Linked DNA regions of Mus musculus: region 2 is linked to region 1. Evidence: chromatin loops called from intact Hi-C (ENCODE). Cell type or tissue: gastrocnemius. All regions are shown on one strand. Links, peaks and the distances in the headings refer to the core of each region. The heading gives the core; the rest is flanking DNA. Region 1 has its middle 38 kb from the start of Car13. Region 2 has its middle 42 kb from the start of Car3.

Evidence for each region. Peaks named below come from ENCODE experiments on the same cell type or tissue, not always from the same donor. Only the 100,000 strongest peaks of a DNase experiment are listed, where the experiment ranks them.
Region 2: a loop joins it to region 1, with 5 times the contacts of the local background. A loop is called at or near these places in 2 of 42 quality-filtered maps.

The regions. Positions count from the first base shown.
Region 1 is chr3:14,674,974-14,684,195 of GRCm38, forward strand. No RefSeq gene overlaps it. Among named protein-coding and RNA genes, the nearest start is that of Car13, 38 kb to the left of the region's middle. In gastrocnemius, for the core only: CTCF peaks have their summits at 4,405 (motif pointing right) and 6,752; DNase peaks (open chromatin) are centred at 4,454 and 4,729.
Region 2 is chr3:14,817,248-14,826,469 of GRCm38, forward strand. No RefSeq gene overlaps it. Among named protein-coding and RNA genes, the nearest start is that of Car3, 42 kb to the right of the region's middle. In gastrocnemius, for the core only: CTCF peaks have their summits at 3,111 and 4,647; no DNase peak of the experiment used is centred there; H3K27ac peaks cover 969 bases.

The DNA.
Region 1 (9,222 bases), core at 917-8,916:
TTACAAAAAGGAACAGAGCAAGAGATTTACCTTCCACGATCTTCTTACAAACCTGAAGGTTGTCTTAAAATTTCTTGGACATACAGTCAGTGAGAATTCAGTTTTGTGAACCCTGGCAGTCACTATTTGACCCATTTCCTCTATTGGTAAACTGGTGGTCATCTCCATCAACTCAATCGTTCCTTCCCTAAAACACATCTCAATAAATTCATTGCCCTCATTTTGGTTTTGGAGTAAAAACTGAATTGTTTTCAGTCTCGACCTGTGACTGCTCCCCTTCTCCCCTTCTAATCTTCAGTGCAACACATGTGGCATTGGTGTGAAGGACCGCTATGCATGCAAACACAGCAACTCTGTTGAGGTGGAAGCTGAGCTAACTACCTTTTTTTTCTTTCTTTCCATGAAGCATCATTTCTGACAGCAGCTGTCAAGTTCTGGATATCCAGATTTCTGTAACTGGCAAATATTTTCTTGTCAATGAACAAATTAAGATTGCTTATATAAATTAAACAACGAAGTGTTGGTAAGTTGATAAAATCAGAGCTTGCTAGAGAAAATGGAACTTTTAGCAAGCTTGTTTACACCTCTGTAAGTGTCTAAATTATTTATGATACTTTCCAAAATCAATGTACCCTTTAGTAGGCATTTCCTTAACTGAACACATGAACATATCTTCCCAAAGCTTTCAAGCTGGAAGGTAATTTTGAATTCAGAGAGTTTTTCTTAGGTCCACTCTTAATATGTGTGTGTGTGTGTGTGTGTGTGTGTGTGTGTGTGTGTGTGTATGTAAATGTCAAATTATTAACTTTTTTTTGCTCTTATGTAGGATTTTACATTCATGTGTATTGGGACATGAAGTTTTACGATGGTTTTCAAGGATTGAAAGTGGTATTCTTTAATGTGTTTATTGAATGAGTGAAAAAAAAGCCGAAAGTGTTGTAATTCAAGAATGTATTAGGGTTCTCTAGGGAAACAAAACTTATAGAATGAATCTATAAAACAGAGCAAAGGGAAGTTATTAGATCAGTGGTTCTCAACCTGTGGTTTGCTACCCCTTTGGGGACTGAATGACTTTTTCATTGGGGTCACCTTAGACCACTGGGAAACACAGATCTTCACATTACAATTAATAACGCTAGCAAAGATCCATTTATAAAGTAACAAGAAAAATAAATTCATGGTTGAGGGTCACTATAACACAAGGAACTGTATTAAAGTGATGCAGCAAGAAAGGTTGAGAACCACTGAATTAGAGTGTGTTACAGGCTATGATCCAGCTAATACAATAGCTTCAGCGGCAAGTCCAAGAATCCAGAGTTTCTCAGTCAGTGAGCCTGGATGTTTCAGATAGTTTTAAGCAGACACTGGAATTCTGAAGGAGTTGGGCTGTAATGCCAGTGAGAGAAAGGGTTTGCTACCAAGGTGAGAGCAAGCTGGCACAGAGCAAAAGTTTCCATCTTCCACATCCTTATATGGGTTTCCAGCAGAAGGTGTGGCCCAGACTACAGGTGTATCTTCCTGCTTCAAGATCCAGATTAAAGGTATATATACTGCTGCCTCAAAGTTCTGGACTAAATGTCAATCCACCCACTTCAAACCAAGCTAAAACAAAAGAAAACAACAACAAAACAACCTCACTGGTGTGCTGTCTGGATTTCTGGATTCCAGTTCATTCTAGATGTAATCAAGTTGACAACTAAGAATAGCCATCACAGAGGGAATAAAGAGTTAATAAAAAGTCTCAATGCAGGCAGATTCATCAGTTTCCTCTTCTGTTTCAATGAAAGTTTTCTTCTAGGAAATCATGCGTCTGATTCAGGTGGGTGCACTCCGTTCTCAGTCAGGCAGAATAGAGAGGAGAAGCCCCCACTTAGAAAATCACCAGCCAGAGTAGTTACAGCCTGGGACTATGTAGGTTGTCACTCGGGCATCCTGAGGCCCAGCTTTCTTCTCCACCCCCACCCCATTAGATTGCCCTTCTATTTGGTACAAGGTAGATGCTTTTAATGTTCTTGGCAGAAATCAAACTATGTGGGCTCCTTCCTCATAATGAGAGGCCCTGACAATGCGTTGTCATTATGCAGAACGTATAGATAGAACTGTTTGCTGACTAGCCACAGAATATGAGATGTGAGCCGTGGGCGTTTCTTTTTCGTGCAGCTACCCTACCAGTGGTGAGGGAAAGGAAGCACATCTCTTCTTCACTGTGAAGATCCACTTCATGTGTTTATCTTACTGAATGACGCGTAATGAAGACCATTACCCAAACATTTTAGACGAATTCAACAAGCTTTATTTTCTGTCAGGTAGGAGGACTCTCTTCCTAAAGTGGGGTTTGAAAAAAATATCGAACATGGAAGAAAGAGTGGTTTATATATCTCAAAAAAACCCCTGCTAACTAGGGGTTCCAACGGTTGGAAGATTTTTCAGAGGAATTATACTTACATAGGATCTTGGCAGAACATCTCAAAATTATTTGGCAGAACACTTTATCTTCTCAGGGTGGGTGTAGGTCAATTCTCAGGCAGGTGTGGATTTAAGTTGAATTCCAGAAAGGTTCAAGTTATGATCTAGTCAAATGCTGAGACATAGAAATTAAAATTTTATGGAAAATAAAAGCGAACTTATTTTGACCTTGTAACAACAAGATGGCTACTGATATTAAGATGGAGTCAGGCTGGTTCACCCACCGTATGCCACATGCCCACCTGAACAAACTGCTCCTTGTCATGTACACTGCCAGAAAAGTTCCCTTGGTAAAATTCAGAGAGATTGAAACATTAAGAGGATATGCTTCATTTAATTCTTCCTAAGGGAAAAAAATCTTGGAGATAGCGATTTCAATATGCTAAAATTGCGTATGTTCCATTTTTTTAAAAGTAGATGACACCATTTTATTTATTTTTAAATCTCTTTTTCTTGAAGTTTGGGCTCATGTCCATTTACCTGTGGATGGCTCCCAGGGATCTTTGATAATGTGTCTAGACAGATTTCTCAGTGGTACTCACTGCCCATCCCCCTACCCAGATCCTCTCTGGAAATGGTGGCTCTCCCTGCAAACTCTCCTCAACAAGGGTGGCATTAGCTACTCAGGTCTCACAGTCTTCTGCCCATTTTCTGTCAAAACTATATAGATGTCCTTAGCAAGCTGCCTTAACATCTGCACAGCTGGTCCTGCCCCATCGCTGCTGTACACTTAATGTATAGCAGCCGGTGGGATTGTTACCCAGCAGGTCAAAGGTCTTCACACTGAGGAGCACCACTCAGATTCCCTGACCCAGAAAGTCTAGATGTGTCCTAGGGAATTCCTCATGATTTGAGCACTGCTGTTCTACCCACTCCCTTCCCCAAACCCCACCCTCTGTGCTGACTCATCAACACATCTTGCTTTTAGAACATTCTTTTTCATATTCCCTTGGAGTATTTTTCTCCACACAATTCATCTGGGTCGTTTTCTCATTCTTTTTAATGTTGCTTCCTCAAACTGACTTTCTGGAACCCTGCTCCTGAAGATGTGTTCCTGTTTGTTTCTTTTTGTTTTTCTTACCCCAGTTTCTTACTTTTTTCACAGTACAGTAAAATTAACAGCATAATTCAAGTATTTCTGCCTCCCTCCTCCCACCTCTCCCAGTCTCCACGCCTCTCTTCCCCTTCTCCCCCCTCCCTCTTTTCTTTGTCTCTCTTAAGGACAGTAGTTTTATTTTGTTAAATAGTGTTCTAGCATGACAGAACATGGTAAATACCAACAGATGATTATTTCGCAAGTAGTTTTTCATGGACATTAGAAAGAGTATATGGATTGCAGTGTAATTGAATTTCTGTTAGTTTTATGCTTCTATAGATGACTATGCATAGACTGAAAAATGTGCCTTCTTGTTTGTTCGGAGCTTGTTGTGTAGAGTAGGTTGGCATTGAACTCTTCAATGATTCTCCTTACCTCTACCAGCTGAGTGCTGGGACTGCCACAGTGTGCAACTCACTATTTGTTTGTTTGTTTAAGCTAGCTTTACTAATACATTATGTGCAAAGCTTTCTTCAACCACCCCTCAAAAGACACTACAGCTTTGGGGTGTTATTGCATGAGTGGACATGGACATGTAAAATACATAAGTTTACAAACTCTTTCAGTGTTGTTTCATACTTTGAACTGCTGTGGCCATTTTGATAACATAAGGAACACATTTAGTTCCTCACACCATACCTGTTAAAACAGCATTGTGGTGAGAGACATGTTCCAGAAGAGACCCCAGGAGAGTGTGAGCGGGCGCGAAAGTAACTCTTGCAGAAAATGAGAACGCGAAGGAAAAGTGATTCTAGCCTAGCAGCGGGTAAGGAAACGTTAACAGGGGAAAAGAAAATCCAGGGAAGTTCTTCTAAAAACCTCCATGTTTCATCCTCTTTGTAACCAGGAGGTGGCACTGCTGGCGTATAAAACTGATACTCTCTGAGGATGCAGACCAGGTAAGTATGTGGAAAAGTAGAGAGGGCAGCTTAAAACCACCACTTTGCTCACTCTGGTCAGCGCAGATTCCCAGCTCCTTCCAGACAGCATTTCCTCTTTATTGCTAAGACCCGCAGGGACTGTTTCATTGATGCTTATTAGTAACTCAAGCACACTTAGTGTCTTGTAGTTTCTTTGCTCTCATCTGTCTCCCTCCTCCCCTTGCCTCCATGTGTATCTCCTGGCCATCCTCCTCAGGGAGCAGCAGCCTGCCACCTGTTCTGGTACCACACACTCCTCTGGGTGCCACACAGATCCCGCGGGACCCTGCTTCTGCAGCTGCCAGGGAGGAGAGAGGTTGGGGGAAAGTTCATTAACAGTAAACAGCCTGCGCGGCCTCCCCTGGGGTGGGAGTGGGGGATGGGGGAGAGTTTCATAAGGGGAGTGGTCTCAGGTGCAAACCGCTGGATTTAAGTCCTGCTATCAATGCTAGGAGAGGGGCTTCACCTGCACCCCTCTACATAATTCTTTCCCAAGTTTTCGGCAAATAGAACCCTATGCGTGAGTACTGGGTTAACCGAGGGCCTGAAAGCAATTACGCAGGTGAATGCCAAAGGCTCATTTATTACAGGCTTCTTTTCCACAGCCCATCGCCAAGCCCAGCTCCGCTTTTCTGCTGCTAAAGAGGAAGACCTTGTGGTCGGAGCTCCAAGTAGTCTGCTATCTGGTTCAGCTTCACGGTTCCCCTCGTGTCCCATTCACATAACCACCCACCCACCCACCCACCCACCCACACAGTTCTACTCCTTAAAAGACATTTTTGGAATTAAAGAAAACAGACATACAAAATTTCTGGGACTTTGGTTATAATTTTGAAGCTCAGAGGCCCAGGAACTCCGTTTTTTTCAAATAAATGTCTTTCTTGTGTTTTGAGGGCCTCGGTTAACTCAGCCATAACCGAGATATCCAAGCCAGCCTATGAGCACTATTGATGGAATATCTGAAAACCTCTTTTTAAATGTATTTACTTATGATGATGACGATGACGACGACGTCAACGACGACGATGACGTCGACGACGACAATGTGTAGGGGTATTTTGCCTGCATGTATGTCTGTGTACCACTTGTGTGCCTGGTGCCCTCGGAAAGCAGAAGAGGGTGTTGTAAAAGGAGTTACAGAAGGTTGCGAGGAGCCACCATGTGAGTGCTGGGGACGGAACCAAAACCTCTGGGAAAGCAGACAATGCTCTTAACCACTGAGCTCCATCTGACTGAGTACTTTTAAAGTTGAGGTTAACAGTAGTGGCCATGACAGAAGGGTGATGAGTAAGGTAAAATAGCTGGCGAATGCCACCACGTTTCTTACCATCATCGGCTCTCACTCTCTAGTCATAAAAGTGGAATATCATCTTGCAGAAGGCATTGTTCTTTTTTTTTAAATTGGATTTTTAAATTATGTACATTTCAAATGTTATCTCCTTTCCTGATTCCCCCCCACAGGAAAAAAAAAAACCCTCCCTATCCCATTCCCCCTCCTTCTGCTTCTATGAGGGTATGCCTCCCCCACTTCCGCTTCTCCGCCCTCACATTCCCCTACATAGATGTATCGAGCCTTCACGGGACCAAGGGTCTCTCCTCCAATTGATGTCCATCCTCTGATACATATGCAGCTGGAGTCATGGGTCCATCCATGAGTACTCTTCGGATGGTGGCTCTGGGAGCTCTGGTTGGTTGATATTGTTCTTCCTGTGGGGTTGCAAACCCCTTCAGCTCAGAAGGCATTGCTCTTAAAGTAATCACAGTTGACTTATAGACAATTCTGCTAGCTCTGCCCAACATCATTAAACACAGCCATGTGTAAGCTAGGTGCAGCAGCCCATAGAGGACTGTTACCCCAGCCTCTCCTCTTTCTCCTCCTCCCCACACTCCTCCTTTTCCCACTCCTCCTCTCCTCTCCTCTTCTCTTCCTCCTCTTCTCCATCTCCTTCTTCACTCTCACTCTGTGTTCCTACAGGCTCCTGGCTGGTCTCTCTTCCTCTCTCTTCCTGTCCTTCTCTGTCTACCTCTATTTCAGGTCTCTGTTCCCTCCCTCACAATAATTCTTCTTTATGACAGGTCTGTCACATGTCATGATTCCTTAGGGGGACATCTCAGCATGATTCTGCCAGGTATTCCCTTACTCCTGCCACATTGTATTGCTTTATATTTCATATGATTACCACAGTGCTTGAGATGCCTAATAAACATGACCTAATAAACATGACCTGTGCGCATGCTGCCAATCAAGGAGATGCAAGAACCTGGGGCCTGATTCCTGTTAGATTCTGACACTAGGTGACACTACTGACATTGTCAACAGATCGTACCATCCTGAGAAGGTAGGTGGGTCAGATATTAATCTCTTAAGACTGTAAGTATGAGAGCATGCCTTGAGAGACAAATTAACAGTACATCAGTGCTATAAAATCTTCAAGGCTTTAATCAAGACATTTAGATAGCAGTTGGGCCAGCATGGTTTACTGATTTGACTCATTGAAGTTGATAGTAAAGGAGATACTGTATTTAAGAAGCCTCTGCTTCTAGTGGAGATAGGAAACAAGGGACTCTGCCTCAAAAGTCAGAGCAGAAAGGGGAGATGGCAGGAGGGTATCTGCAGAACTAGGAACCGGAGAAATAAAAACAGGTCAAAATGGATCGCCCTACTGCTCATACTGTATTTATGTCAGGTGACATAGAAATAAGCATTTTCCCCTTCTCATCAAATTTTAAGTTTACATATAGTTTTATAAACTTGCATATAACTTTACATATATTTCAAGTTTTATTTAAATCCCATATCTAATTTGAATGTGACTAGAGCACGTGGCTACAACAGAAATGCAGTGTACATTCAGGAGGAATGGAGCCTTTGAGAATCACATTAGAGGTGTTAGAGGGGGCATAACTGCCTTTTAGCAAGTATTAAGAGAGGGATAGGGCCCCAGGAGAAGGCCTGTCTGCCTTGTTGTTTGCAGTGAATGCATCTGATTGGGAGGGCTCTGATCAGGAGCTGCACTCTCTGCATTTTCACAATTTAATGTAAAGGAGAAACTGTTAAGAAAAAGTAAAGAGATGGTCCATTGGCTAAGTATCATCCTGTCTCTTTAGTTTGCATACGATACCTGCTAGCATTTTGTCTAAGCTCCACCCCACAGTTACCTGGCTCTTGCTTTCTTGCTCTGTTCTCTAGCCCTTCCCCCACCCTCATTCTCTCCCCCTCCTCCCTATACCCCCCAACCACACGTGCTCATGGCTGGCCTCTACTCTTCTATTTCTCTACATTCTCTGTCTCTACTACCCTCTTAACTCCCCTCCCCATGCCCTGAATAAACTGTTCTATACAATACCTTTGTGTGGCTGGTCCCTCAGGGAGAAGAGATGCATCGGCATGGGCCTTCAGAGGCACCCTCCTTCCCCCATAGCTGACTACACATCCAACAAAACATATCCCTTCTTTCTTTATCTTTTATAAAACACAGCAGTACCTCAAGAGGTTTTACAACTGAGTGTATGGATTTGCAGATTACAAATGGAAATCTAAGTCCATGCGGCACCGTTCAAAACACAGTGACCTGAAGCATGGGTGCCACATGGAACCCCACTTTACAATGACAGTGCCAAGGAAGGCCAGGGTAACTGCCTGACAAAGCAGCCATCATGTTCAAACTGCAGTTCTGTGGTGTAGATGTCTTTATAAAATAACATTGTGAGACTGGCGATGTTCTTTTATACCATCGCTCTAACTTTCTGAATTAAGTGTTAACTTCGGTGTATGCACTCACTTTCTCATTTTGTGTTTCTCATGGAACTGTCCCTTAGGCATGCTGGCAGCTGTAGACAGGATCTCACAGCAGGGCTTATACTCTGTCCCCAGTGTCCTCAGCACTTCTGAGAAGTACACAAGGCTCCCTTGAGGAGTGAAAATGTGTAAGGAGCACACTGCCTGTTTCCTCACTGCCTTTCTCCTTCCTTCTACAGCAGTTTCTCCGTAAAACTTGGATACTTCTGTGTTTAGTGTATGCTTACCACTTCACGAAAGGGAGGGGTTCATGGTAAATGTTTCAAATTCCACTCACTATATTGGTAGGTCTCAAACCCTGGGACAAATGGCTGAGGTGCCTACTTAACATTTCAAAGCAGACTTGACCTCCAGGTTATCCTGGCATCTACCTGTTACAGGGTATGGCTGGCATGCCCTACCCTACCCTAAGTTCTCCAGCCCACGGGGCTGCCCTTCTCCCAGCTACCCTTCTCTATATAATCCCACCATTTTTATTGCCTGACCTATTTGTTTATTCTTCACCCCCTGGACTCTTGGTTTGGCTTTTTCCTCTCCCATACCTCTTGTTCTCACATAGCCTAGCTCATCTGGTCATGCTCACTCTGAACTCTCCCAGCTGCCCTTGCTTCTTGCTTTTATCTATAATAAACTTTCTCCTCTACCATTCCTAGGAACAGTCATGTCCATTTCTTTTCATTTCGTTTTTCACCCAACTATAAGATTTACAAACCTTTCATTTTTTTTCTATTGTCATGGACAACATTGCTATGACCAGCTATTGAACATTTCTTTACCTATACTCTCCAAATGTAGATTTAGGTGTAGATATTTGTGTCTTAAGAACAATTTCAAAAGTTTTCTTGCTTAGTAATGCCAGTGGCCATATAAGTTTATCAATATCTTAACAATAAAGAATTTGAAAATTTTAAAAAGATAAGCAAAAATAAAGTCTATCTAAC
Region 2 (9,222 bases), core at 484-8,483, 140 kb after region 1:
CTTACTGAATTCCTACTTAAGCCTCTACTAGAAGTAAATTTGAATGTTACTGAATAGGTAACATTCTTACTGAATTCTTACTGAATTCCAAGTTTGTAGGCTTCAAGGATTTTCTGGGACATTGGAACACTGGCAAAGGCTTAGCTATGTCAGAATTCAATGTTTAAAGGCACTTATAATAAAATAATACTAAAATAGAGCACATGCATCCATACACCAGACTAACATGGGGGTAGGGTATAAGTATATGGGTTATGAGAATGTCAAGGTTCCAGGAGGTTGAGTTTCCTTAAAACTCTTTGCCTTATGAGTGCTTCCAGGCCTCTCAGCCTGCCAAGCAGACTTCACTGGAGTGTGTGTAACAGTACCCAAGGAGCTAAAGGGGTCTGCAGCCCTACAGGAGGGACAACAATATGAACTAACCAGTATCCCCAGAGCTTGTGTGTGTCTAGTTGCATATTTCTGATTGGTTTTAAGGCCCGCTGCACAAAAGGAATTGCATACAATTTACTGTAAGTCTGGCCAAGAACCCATGGCTGGGTTATTCAAAGACCCCAAGATTGTACAACTACTATTCTGCCAATTGAAAATAAGCATCAAGCTAATTACTAAATTCACTTCTTCCCCATAGATTAGTGCAGCTCTCAAACCTCATCAGACAAGTTTCTTTATACAGTAGACAGTGGTTACTACAGAAACTCACAACTGATCAGTGTGTAAAATCAGTGGAATGCTTAGCTGCAAATGAGACTTCTATGTCACCTCCCCAAATCTCAGTGATCATCAAAGGAGAAGAGGTGGAAAGTTGTAAGATCCAGATGTGGGGAGGACCAGAGCAAAACAGTGTCATCTGGACATGGCAGGGCCACTGCATGCATGAACTCACAGAACTGTGATAGCCTGCATAAGACCTGTTCAATATCAAGCCATCCAACATTCCAGCATGGGAAAGGAAAGAGTTTGTAACCTTCAACCCCTAACTAAAGACCTATGGACATTTTATGGCTTCTGGTGAAGGGACTGCTGGCTTACTTTACGAATGAGACCCTTGCTTGGTTGACTGTGGTCTAGAGAATAGCCTCTTATATGGAGTGTATGGATAAAACATATTGTTCTCAGTGGGTACAAAAAAAGAATATACAAAGTTGGGAATGGGTAAGGAGATGTGGGATGGATTTGAGAGGAGCTAAGGGGAGGAGTAGGCAGTGAATATGATCAAATTACATTGTATAACATTTTTCAAGAATTGCCAAGACTCTTAAATTAAAATATGTTTTAAAATTGAATATTTCCTGGAAGGATTGACTGAGAGACAATGGTCTTCCCCTAGAGTGAAGCATCACTTTCACTGATGACTGAGGGAAAAGTTGCTGCTTTTGCCTGTCTGCCCTCACTCCTGTGGGTGAGTGTATCTGCTCTGAGGCTGCCTTTGTTTCCATTCTTTTTGACACTGGGTTCAAGTTTCTTTGCCCTTCCACTGTAGACTGAAGACCAGAGGCTCTCCAGCAATCTTTTAGACTTCAGAACCAGATTGTGAGTTTTGAGGAACTGAGCAACTACTGGGTCCAGACAAATGTCTGGTTTGGGATTAGGGTACTGAGGCCTTTCTCGGCATGAATGGTCTTTGGTGATTTGTTCATATTTAAGAGAATATTATAGTGTGATGTTAGCACCAAGGAAAAGCCAATCAGTTTGTGAGCTTGAGCACAATGTTTTTTGGCTACAACCATGGTGCTTAAATATTTCATCTGCAACTGGGGACATGTCCATTAACATTATGAAGAAAGTAAACTGAGACTGGCAAGCCCAGTGATTAGAACAGAATAAAACATGCTTTGACGTTTTATGAATATTGAGCACAGCTGCTTTGATAGGAAGAACATCAGGGTTTAGATGATTGTCTTCAGTAAAGAGCTTTCCTTTATTTGTTTTGGTCTTAGAGGCACTTGAACTAGCAATAGGAGAAATTTTAGTGCTTCTTTCTTCTTTTTAAATAAATCATGTCAGGAAGAATGCTATTCTTCTATTTCTTGATTTAACTGGTGCTAATGGAGTTTCAACTATCTTAACTAGTACAGATAAATAAATGGGGCTCTCTGGCACAGTCCATGTACAATATTATAGATATTTGTTAGCTCAGAATGGCTTTATGAGAGCATCCATTCTATTTATGAAAATTAGATATGTAAAAATTGGGAACTAAATATACCAATTAGCATAATAAGGATATGTATGTATGTATATCATATAACTTATTTAGAGACATCTATGAACAGAAGACGTATATAATCAGATCATAGTAGATATTTGTACAGGGCAGGATTTAGGAGTTGGACATAGAGCTTTAAAAAATAATATAAAGAGGGGAAATTAAAAATAGTCCTTTGTGAGAATTTTAATCATTTGTCCTAAACTGAAAGATATAAGTAATATGAACTTTTCAGCCAGAGGAAACTACATAAATAAAGGTATAAAACTACCCCTCATTACCAAGGAACTCAGATTAACAGGCAGATACAATACAGCACACTCACTAATACTGTGATGGATGCAAGTAGCACCTTCATGACTTGGGTGTCACAGCAGGAAAGTCTCTAGGTTGGGAAGCTCTTGTCAGAAAATTCTTGTCAGAAAATTCTTTGGACAGTTAGCAGTTAACTAGGTAAGAGGGTGAGAAAGAGCAAAGATGGTTCTAGACAAACAATACAGATGCTTGAAGATATAGTGGGTGGGAGGGGAATGGTTTGAAATCTTGCAAGCACACCAGAGATACTGTTTCCCATGTGTTTGTTCTTCAGTTATTTATCAGGCAACTTCTCTGAACCCAGGACTTACAAGTAGAAACTGAATTTCAGGGCACTGGCATTTTGCCTGAGATCACAGAAAGAGAAATGGCTAGATATAGTATTCAAGACCAAACTTCACCAAGATCTTGCTCTTTGCCTTTCTTTCCTCTTTCCCTGAGTGCTGCTGTGGGGCTCTGAAGTTAGATAGAGTGCTGGACCAGATGGCATACATGCTTTCGGATTGTGTTCCCTGAATGACATCACCAGAGGACTTTGAGCTTGCACATAATGCTTTGATGGGCATTGATACTCTTTGGATGGCTCAGCCATGACACCTGTCTGCAGACAGTTTAAAGACAGCAGTTGCTCTGATAAGTTTCAAACACACACAGGACATGTTTTAAATGCCCATTCTTGTAAAGTCCAGGGCCAGGTGGGGGAAGGTCACTAGAAAGGACATGGATAGGGTTGGGTGGGGTTGATCTGAGTAATAGCTACATACCAGAACTGCATGCTGTAGTAGGGGGTAGTGAGTAGGCACAGGTTTAGCATAAGGTAGACTTGTACAGGAACAGAAATGATACAATCCAAGGCAATAGGAGTGAAAACATGGTTCCAAATTGATGTAAGTTATGTGCAGGTCAAAATCTCCTGTGTGAGAAACTAGATTACAGATCATTTTATCACCAAGTGTGAGGAGGATTCTAACTCTTACAATTTTTTTTCATATTCTTAGTCATTTTACACACTGATTTCTATAGAGAGAAATGTGTAACCACTAAGATTTATTTTTATATCATCTTACAATCTGAAATATAAATTTAGGTGTGTATTCAAAGAAGTTTCTCCAAACTTTCATGGGGATTACAAGAACTAGGAATAAAAATTTTAATTCATTAATAACTGGGGTTCAATCATTAATTTCAAGTTCTTTTCTCTTTTAAGACCTTCTCTCTCCTCTGCAATGTATAGCTCCAGCTGCACATGTTGCAGAGAATGGGTTTGTCATGCATTAATGGGAGGAAAGGTCCCTGGTCCTATGAAGGCCCAATAGATGCCCCAGTGTAGGGAAATATGCTCCCAGGTGGGGAGGTGGGAGTGGGTGGGTGGGTAGAGGAACACCCTCATAGAAGCAGGGACATGGGGATGGGATAGGGGACTTCTGGGGGGAACCAGTAAAGGGGATAACATTTGAAAAGTAAATAAAGAAAATATCCAATTAAAAAAAAACCCGCAACTCTATCTGTGGAATGGTGTTCTCATCCCCTGTGCAGTTTTAAACAGCTTATCAGAAGCCAGGGAGAATCACAGATTATCAAATACAGAGTATACATGTTTGTAATCTCTGTGCTTGCCTATTAGTTTAATTTAGACATGATTAAAATCTTTGGAAGATAATTTATCCTTCATTAAGATTGCCATACTGAAGGCATATATTAATATGGAAAAGTACTAGGGCAGACTCTCTGATTTGATATCCTGAAATTAAGATGTCATCAAAGCTAAGCTGATTCCATAAGAATCAAAAAAAAAAAAAAAAAGAAAGAAAAGAAAAAAAAGCCTTTAAAGTTAAAACTATTCTTTCTGTATCTCAGGAAGGATAAGTGAAAGGCCCTAAATCATAATTGCAAAGGCTGCCATGTCTGCAGATGTGCAATCAATCTTGCTGGTGACCTAGAGCAGTGATCCTGCTCTAGAATGGAGATGAAGCCCTGATCTCAGAATTTAATTGACCATTTGGAACTTTCAGGGAGGACCAGTGACACTGGGGGTATAAAATCCCATATCAGCAATAATGCTACTTCTCAGCACAGATGAATGACTCCATCTGCAGCTGAGGTCTGGTGTAACACTGCTACTTAATATCCAGTATCATGTCACCATCACTGGCGTTCACTGACCACCCTGCCTTTGGGGATGAGAGCATGTTTTTATATAACATCATGATTGCTCCTGACAAAAGAGAAACTGGTGGAAGTGATTCAGATCTATCAGCAGATAAATGACAAATTAAAATATTCTCAAGTAGACAGGGTAGGGAAAGGGCTACATTTGTGTATGTAACTTTACATTATTAGCTCAGTGACACACTGTTCATTGCTTATGTGTTGACAAGTATTACTGGAAGGCAGGTCATCTGACAGAATGACACACTCCGCATGAACTAGTCATGGCCTTGGGCCATTGACAAAAATGGCAGATTCACTTTCTTTACCTGTAAAGTAGTGGTTATAAAAAGCAACTGACCAGAGTGCTTCTGAGGTTTAAGTAAGGTATGCACTAACATAAATAATACCAGGCTCAGATCTGGAAGTTTCTTGGTCAAATATAGCTACACTTATTTTTATAAGTCAAATGAGTTAACGTGGTAATAAGCATAACTTTTGCCATGAAGTTGTTATTTTGTCTAAAAGGCTTATTTAGCCATTTAGAAAAATGGTATTTTTCTACAAAAAATTACAACTTTGAGACTAGAGTTACTTCATGTAGAGATTAAAGAACAATTAATTTTAAATTTGTTTGTGGTTTAGCAGTTTTCACATGGTTTTTCCTCATATCCTACAAAAAACTTCTGCAACCCAATATAACATATATTAACAAGATACTGTGTACTTTTAACTTAACTACATGAGTTGCAATTTCAACCATAACCATAACAATAATGTATGTGAATAACACTTTATAACACTCACTTTAATGCTTTAATAATTCTTGTTTTTAAATTAACTGCAATTCTATTTACTATTTTTGAGTGTGTGGTGTGTGGGTGTGTGTGTGTGTGTGTGTGTGTGTGTGTGTGTGTGCACTTGCATACCACACTGTGCATCTGGAAGTCCGAGACCCACTTTGTGAAGTACATCTTCTTCTGCCGCTTTTGCTTTTGTCCCAAGCTTGCAGAGCTGCTGAGCCATATCACCACCTCCTTTTCAGTTTCTTTTTTTATTGTTAAAAACAAGGTCTTGCTGTACCGTCAAAGCTAGCTTAGCATTTAATATGTAATAATGGTTAACTTTGAACTGTTTTATCCTACCAAATGCTGGGACGATAGGCAACTGACTTCACATCATAGCCTTTTCTGTATGTTGTGTTTAGTTTCTTCTCATAGAAAAATAACTTTGTATACTTACAGAATATAAAGTGATGTTGATCTATGTGTACTTTGTATAATTAAGCTAGCTAAAATACCTATCACATAGCTAGCTCATAGTTTTTGCAGTGAGAAAGCTAAAATATCCTCTAATGAGAAAATTTGAAATGGAAAACATATTGTGGCTAACGATAGTGCAATACTGCACAATGGGGTTACAAAACTTATTTCTTCAGTCCACTAGAATCTGTGTGCTCTTTAGGTGACATCTGCCCTATGTCCACAGCACACTGTCCCAGAAGACTGATAACTACATTTTTTTGGTGCTCTGTTTCTATGCTTTTAGAATCTATTTGTAATGAGGTCATATAGTATTATCTTTCTGTACCTGTATTGTTTCACTCAGCATCTTACCATATAGCTCCATTCATATTGATGTGTATGAAAGAATTTCCTTCTTCTTAATGAGTAGCATGCTATCCCACTGTAGAGTGTACCACATTTTTAAACACAGAATTTGGTCGTGTGACTTTGCTATTTAAAATAATATAAGCTACAGATAGAAGTGTATTTCAAATGTTATCACCTTTCCTGGTTTCCCCTCTGCAAACTCCCTATCCCATTCCTCCTTACCCTGCTTCTATGAGGGTGCTCCCACATTCACCTACTCACTCCCAACTGACCGCCCTAGTATTCATCTACATTGGGGCATCAAGCCTTCACAGGACTGAGCTAGGGAGGCCTTACTATTGATGCCAGATAATTCCCCTTCATCTTCTTCAGTCCTTCCCCTAATTCCTTCATTGGGGTCCCTTTGTGCAGTCTGATGGTTGGTTGTGAGCCTCCACATCTGTATTGGTCAGAATCTGGCAAAGCCTATCAAGAGACAGCTTTATCAGGGTCCTGTCAGCAAGCAAGCCCTTCTTGGCATCTGCAATAGTGTCTGGGTTTGGTATCTGCATGTGGAATGGATCCCCAGGTGGGGTAGTCTCTGGATGGCCTTTCCTTCAGTCTCTGTTCAACTCTCTGTCCCTGTATTTACTATAGACAGGAGCAATTCTAGGTTAAAATTTTGGAGATGGGTAGGTGGCCCCAAAATCTCAACCAGGGTGGGGGTGGGGGAATGACTAACCTCTGGATATGGTCTTGACAGGTTTTCTGTCCCATTTGTGGGATATTTCAGCTAATGTCATCCCTGTGGGGTCCTGGAAGACTCTTGTTTTCCTGGCATTTGGGACTTTCTAGTTGCTATCCCCAGTTCCCTATCCCCCATTGCTACAAACTCTGTTCAATTTCCTGACCCTCTGTACATCTCCTCCATCTCCTCTCATGCCTGATTCTTCCCCTCCTTTTCTCCTCCCTCTCTTCTCTTCCTACCAAGTCCCTCCCACACTCTACATCCCTTGATTATTTTGTTCCTCCTTCTAAGTAGGACTGAAGCCATCTGATCTTTGAGCTTCTTTCCTCTTGAGCTTCATGTGGTCCGTGAGTTATATCATGGGTATTTTACGCTCTTTGCCTAATACCCACTTACCAGTGAGTACATAACATGTGTGGCCTTTTGTGCCAGAGTTACCTCACTCAGGATGATATTTTCTAGATCCATCCATTTGCCTAATCTTTGACTATTTTTAATTGGACCATTCTTTTCTTGCTATTGAATTGCTTGAATCCCTTCTTTATTTTGGATCTGATCCTCTTATCAGATATATAGTCTCAAAGAGTTTCCCCACAGTCACATGTTGTCAATTTTGTTCCTTAATTACCACCACTGCCACCACCACCACCACCATTATCATCACCAACATCATCATCATTGTATAAAAGCATTTTAGTGTTATTCTGTTCCACTGTTTGATTTTCAGGAAAACATTACTCAGACCAGTGACACAGCATTTCATCCTATGTCTTCTGCTATTATCTTTATAATTGGAGTCTTCTGATTGTTTTACTTTCACTTTTACCCATCTTGAGTGACAGACCATAGATGGCCAACACAAACTCAAAGGCATTTTTGTAGGTAGTTCCCACCTCACCCCCCATATTGCTTTGTTTAGGCCATTAAAAAAAATCCTAGTGGTCTATAATTTTAATTTCCTATTTTGTGTTTTTAGGCTATGTGTGAGTGTATGTGTGTTTCTCTCTCTCTTTCTCTCTCTCTCTTGTTTGTTTTGGTTTTGGTTTTGGTTTTTGGTTTTTAGAGACAGGGTTTCTCTGTATAGCCCTGGCTGTCCTGGAACTCACTCTGTGGACCAGGCTGGCCTTGAACTCAGAGATCTGCCTGCCTCTGCCTCCCAAGTGCTGGGATCAAAGGCATGCACCACCACCACCTGGTGCATTGCGTTTTATTCTTTTATTTATTTGTTTTACTTGCCTGTTTGTTTTCTTGAGAAAGGAAGAAGGTGTGGTGTTGGAAGGCTGGCAAGCTGGGGAGGTCTGGGAGTAAGGGAAAGCGAGGAAATCATGATCAGAATATATTGTATGAAAAAAATCTTTGCTTGCAATAAAAAGAAAAAATACAAATTAAAAAGGTTTAATAAACCTAGGAAAATTATACACTGATTTTAAGAAATAAATTATCAATTTATAAAAATAAAATAAATGTAGTAAAACATAAATTAATATACAGTACTAAGTGTTCTCTTAGCACACAAAGATATATAGTTAACATAAGTAATGATACTTAGCATTCCATTTAAGTAGCAAAGTAAGATAGCATATATAGAAATAAACTTTAAATTATGAAGTATGAGAGGCACAAAGTGACATTTGAAAAAATTTGGATGAGATGAGATAAATTCATAAACATAATGAAATTTCAAAAAGATTGTGCATAGGATAAAAGAGAATGATGAACCAGAGTGCTTCACAGGGTGATGAAAATGAAAGGCGGTGCATATCCTTAGAAATTCTCTGAGGTTACCGTATGGTATTAGTGTAGACAAAGCAGATCACAGGAAAAACAGAACAGGACAACAGAAAAAGAGAACAGATCACAGGAAAAACTATCTGTCAAGAAATAGAGTCAAATACATTGGGAGGCTTATTATTAATAAATGTGACACATTTTAAATTTTAAGAGAAAAGGTGGGCTTTAAATTGCCTGGAAGACAAAACTTATGAAAGAAAAGATATGGTCAGATCAGTATTTTCACTCCTCGCATTAAAAAATAATGTCCAATGACTCAGATCTTTGGAAAGAAAGATTGAAGAAAGGAAAAAAAGAGAGGGAAGAGGAAGAAGTGAGTGAGTGAATGAGTGAGTGAGTGAGGAACAAAAGGGGAAGGGAGGGGAGAGGAAGAACAAGAAAGAAAGGGAGGGAGGGAGGTGGGATACTAAGATAAGAGA